2 separate regions of the Homo sapiens genome follow, and region 2 is linked to region 1. A link is an interaction called in ENCODE POLR2A ChIA-PET data of the cell type or tissue named here. Cell type or tissue: OCI-LY7. All regions are shown on one strand.

Region 1 (2,500 bases):
GAGGGGAATGAGGTTTGAAAAATTACTTATTGTAGGCTGAGTGCAGTGGCTCACACCTGTAATTCCAGCACTTTGAGAGGCCAGGGTGGGAGGATTACTTGAGCCCAGGAGTTTTCAGACCAGCCTGGGCAACACAATGAGACCTCATCTCTACAAAAATAAAAGTAAAAATTAGCTGGGTGTGGTGGCACATGCCTGTATTCCTAGCGACTTGAGAGGCTAAGGCAGGAGAATTACTTGAGCCCAGGAGTTCCAGGTTGCAGTGAGCTATGATTGCACCACTGCACTTCAGCCTGGGAGACAGAGCGAGACTCTGTCTCTCTTTTTTTTTTTTTTTTTTTGAGATGGAGTCTCGCTCTGTCACCCAGGCTGGAGTGCAGTGGCATGATCTCAGCTCACTGCAAGCTCCGCCTCCTGGGTTCAAGCCATTCTCCTGCCTCAGCCTCTCAAGTAGCTGGGACTACAGGCGCCTGCCACCACGCCTGGCTAATTTTTTTAGTAGAGATGGGGTTTTACTGTGTTAGTCAGGATGGTCTCGATCTCCTGACCTCGGGATCTGCCTGCCTCGGCCTCCCAAAGTGCTGGGATTACAGGAGTGAGCAACCGTGCCCAGCCCTGTCTCTTAAAAAAAAAAAAAAATTACTGGCCAGGCGTGGAGGCTCACACCTGTAATGTAAAAAAAAAAAAATCTAGTGGGTACAATGTTCACTATTTGGGTGATGGGTACACTAAAAGCTCAGGTTTACCACAACGCAGTATGTGCATATAAGAAATCTGCACTTGTGCCTCCTAAATCCATACAAATAAAAAAAAATGGCCGTGTACAGTGGCTCATGCCTGTAATCCCAGCACTTTGGGAGGCTGAGTGTGGATCACAAGGTCAGGAGTTCGAGACCAGCCTGGCCAACATGGTGAAACCCCGTCTCTACTAAAAATACAAAAATTAGCTGGGCGTGGTGGCAGGCACATGTAATCCCAGATACTCGGGAGGCTGAGGCAGGAGAATTGCTTGAACCTAGGAGGCAGAGGTTGCAGTGAGCTGAAGTCACGCCACTGCACTCCAGCCTGGGGGACAGAGTGAGACTCTGTCTAAAAAAAAAAAAAAAAAAAATTAGCCTGGCATGGTCACGTGTGCGTGTGGTCCCAGCCACTCAGGAGGCTAAGGTGGGAGAATGGCTTGAGCCCAGGAGTTTGAGGCTACAGTGAGCTATGATCATGCCACTGGACTCCAGTCTGGGTGACAGAATGAGATTCTGCCTCTAAAGTAAGTAAATAAATAAATACATAATCAAGCCTCCTTTGAATATTCCAGCCCTCCTTGCTCTGAGCTGCAGATTCCACCCTCTCTTACTGTAGGTTGCTATTGTTTCATGCTAAGGTTAAGTGAGGCCAAAAGGGTGGAGGCGTAGGACTGGTAGCCTTATAGAAAGAGGAAAAGAGAGAGATTGCTGTCTCTCCACATGCGTGCACTGAGGAAAGGCCATGTGGGCACACAGCTAGAAGGCAGCCATCTGCCAGCCAGGAAGAGAGCCCTCACCACACCCTGACCTTGCTGTTATCCTGATCTTAGGTTTTCAGCCTCCAGAACTGTGAGAAAATACATTTCTGTTGCTTCAGCCACCCAGTCTGTGATATTTTACTATGACAGCCAAAGCAGACTAAGACACTCCTCTAAGTCCCTCTCTATCCAGATAATCGTCGGCTGGGACAAACTTTAGACACTTCAAAAGCTTGTAATCCATTGACCTTGACTGATCATTAAAAATCTTCAACATTATAGCCCCATTATAGTCAGTCACATTTCATATTTATATATGCAGGTGATTTTCTCCACTATCATGAGGCCAAGCTATGGTGTAAGGAGATGGTTCTCCTGCAGCAGTAAATATGTCTAATAGTTGGATATTAATGTAACCATTAATCTCCCTAGTTCACCCTGAAAAGACACACCTTGTGTTTTTTTCCTATCTGAAAACTTCCAGTCATTACATCCACATGCAATTGCTGACTCCCAAGGTTGAATGAGCGGCTCATGGTCTTTAGGGCATGTGTTTATAAGAAGATAGTCTGTGTTTACATTGCCACAATACAATGTTACCTTCTACTGGCTGCCTTTCATAGGCAAGGCAACTGTTCAAAACAAATTGCTTGGCATCCTGTAATCCCAGCTACTCCAGAGGCTGAGGCACGAGAATCACTTGCACCTGGGAGGTGGAGGTTGTAGTGAGCCGCGATTGTGCCACTGCGCTCCAGCCTGAGCAACAAGACTGAAGCTCTGTCTCAAAAAAACAAAAACAAAAACAAATTGCTTGGCAAATGATGGTTTTTGCAATTTTGGACATGATGCTTAAGTTGACTTTCAATTTCCAACATGACAGACTACTGAAGTATGTTTCTTTGCAAAGTCTCTAAGATCTACTAAGTGAGGCTTTTAAGAAAGCAGCCTAGGCTGGGCACGGTGGCTCACACCTATAATCCCAGTACTTTGGGAGGCCAGGGC
Region 2 (2,500 bases), 540 kb before region 1:
GCCGGCGCATTTTAGTATTTTGGACATACTAGAAGACAGGAGACACATGCTTTAAAATCAACGCCGTCTGCTGAAGGGCTGTATTTCGAACGCGGTTAGAAGGGGTTACCACTCTCACCCATCAGGCCGTCTCAGAACTGGTGGAGGGTAAGCGGACTGCTGGAGGATGCCATTATTAATGCAGACGTTTTGGGACGCATCTGGCAGTATTTATACTAAAATACCACCAGCAGTGTCCCTTCTGGATAGAAACAATCTCCTGCCACTAAGTAGGATGACAGGCTGCCACATTTCTCGCAAGGGCATTATAAAGCATTTAAAGTCAACCGCGACTGAGCCGGGAGGATCGCTTGAGCCCAGAAGTTGGAGACCAGCCCGGGCAACACACCGAGACCGTCTCAGAAACAAGAAAGCCACAGCTAAAGCGTCCATTCAAGGCCAACAGGATTTAGTGAGCAAAGAGCCCTGGAACAGTGTTCCTGGCACTGCGGAAAAACCCTTGATTTTCCCGCCACCACCCGCTTTGTGACTTTGGCGCGAAAAAGCAGGTTCGCGCAGCAGCCAGCGCGGGCTTTTCCGAACCGCGCGCTCAGCTGGGCCCCACCCCACTGCGTGGCAGGCCAATGAGAAGGCGCGGATGGCCCACGCCAGCCAATGAGGGCTAGGCTCGAAAGCGCTCCCGCCAAGCACCGGAGGTGCAGGCGGGCCGGGGCCGGCTTCCCGGGGCCGCGAGGCTCACCTGGTGAGGTTCACGCCCATGGCCAGGTTGCGGTCGCAGCGGTAGGTGTCGAAGCCCTCAGACCGCAGGGTGAGCTGCACCAAAGAGACGTGGGACGAGTCCATGCTCTGCAGGTTTACACCGCTGGAGCTAATATCCCAGCAGGCCTCGTTGATGAGGTCCTTGAGTGCCTCCAACACCTTCTTGAGGATGGAGCCCTGGACCAGGCGCGCCTCGAACATGGTGGCGGAGTGGCAACAACGCCGCTACAGGCAGGCGGGAAGGAGGAAAGTCTAGCTGGTTTCGGCTTCAGGAGCCTCAGAGCGAGCGGGCGAACGTCGCGACGACCGGCTGAGACCTAGAAAGACAACGACCACTCTGCTACGCCTGCAACCGTTTAATGCCGCCGCGTCCGCAAGCGCGCGCTCTCACCCTGCGCCGCGTTGCGACGTCACCACGCTGTCCAGCCCACGGCCTTGCGGGGAAGACTTTAGGGCCAATCGTGTCCATGCTCCCCGCGAGGCCCGCCCCCTAGAGCATACATTGGAGGAAGCGGGCGCAGGGCGGGGCAGCGTCGCGCAGGTCTCCCCGCCTCTTTGACTCCTGAACCCGGCCGCAGAACAAGTCCGGGCATATGTGGAGATCGGGTCCCGGTCCCGGCTCGTCAAGCCCCAGCTTTATGGTGGCTCCTCAGCCTCCCACTACGTGGGTAGAAAGTTTCCAGCCACGAAAGTGAAAGTGAAATGCAAATCAAGCCTACCGGGAGGAAAAGCCTCCTTGCAGCCTGAAGAGAGTACAGCTGCTGCAAATATGCACTTTATTTTTCAATTACAGAATTGATGCGCTCGTAGGTGTCACAAGATAAAGAGGTGAATTGTTCTGTTAAACTTAGCTCCCTATCATCCTCTTAACATTCCCCCGCCAGCTCTTATAATCACTCAATCGTTCATTGTATAAAGCTTTTAAAGCTTTTTTAAAAGTTCGAATACACTTTTTTTTTTTCAAAAATGCACTCATTCCGTAAACACTTGGAAAAGTACTTAATAAAGTACATTTAATTTTATGCCACGTACATCTTTTATCATATCAGTACCTCTTTAAAACATAGCATCACATGTATATAACATAATTTATCAATCTCCTGTTGTTTAACTACAAACACCTTTGAGCACTTAGGCAATTTTGGTGATATCAACTCCTTGAAGTAATACAGCTGAGTCAAAGAGCGTACACATTTAATATTTTTTCTTTTCTTTTCCTTTCTTTTTGAGATGGAGTCCTGCTCTGTCATCCAGGCTGGAGTACAGTGGCGCGATCTCAGCTCATTGCAACCTCCGCCTCCCAGGTTCAAGTGAGTCTCCTGCCTCAGCCTCCCGAGTATCTGGGATTACAGGTGCCTACCACCACCCCCGGCTAATTTTTGTATTATTATTATTATTTTTTTTTAGTAGAGACGGGGTTTCACCATGTTGGCCAGGCTGGTCTTGAACACCTGACCTGAGGTGATCCACCTGCCTCGGCCTCTCAAAGTGCTGGGATTACAGGCGTGAGCCACCACGCCCAGCCAGAAATTTTCAATTGTTACAGGATGGACAGGATTTGTTGTTTCTCTCTTGCTTTCTTCACACCACTTCTCTTTAGTTACTTTTAATACCTTGGTCAGCAGAATTCTTTAGTTTTTCTACCATGTATCTAGGTATGGAGTTAGTTTTATTTGTCTTGTTGAGGGAACTGAAGATTCATTTCAAGTCTGACATATTCTCAATCATTATGGCTTCAAAT

The links. ChIA-PET counts read pairs that join two places held together with the same protein. Peaks named below come from ENCODE experiments on the same cell type or tissue, not always from the same donor. Only the 100,000 strongest peaks of a DNase experiment are listed, where the experiment ranks them.
Region 2: POLR2A ChIA-PET joins it to region 1 with 5 read pairs; 3 of 35 experiments call an interaction of 5 or more read pairs at or near these places.

Annotation. Positions count from the first base shown.
Region 1 is chr20:5,661,512-5,664,011 of GRCh38, forward strand. No RefSeq gene overlaps it. Among named protein-coding and RNA genes, the nearest start is that of GPCPD1, 52 kb to the left of the region's middle. In OCI-LY7, no CTCF peak of the experiment used is centred here; no DNase peak of the experiment used is centred here; H3K27ac peaks cover 1,661 bases.
Region 2 is chr20:5,118,839-5,121,338 of GRCh38, forward strand. It overlaps PCNA (proliferating cell nuclear antigen), which reads right to left and starts at 1,120. Exons shown (of 6, transcript NM_182649.2): 1 at 740-1,120; 2 at 1-28. The coding sequence starts at 960. It overlaps PCNA-AS1 (PCNA antisense RNA 1), which reads left to right and starts at 748. Exons shown (of 1, transcript NR_028370.1): 1 at 748-1,131. RefSeq lists enhancers at 1-574, 314-463, 575-1,455, 904-1,073, 1,204-1,653 and a silencer at 654-713. In OCI-LY7, no CTCF peak of the experiment used is centred here; DNase peaks (open chromatin) are centred at 53, 643 and 1,233; H3K4me3 peaks cover 2,065 bases; H3K27ac peaks cover 2,009 bases.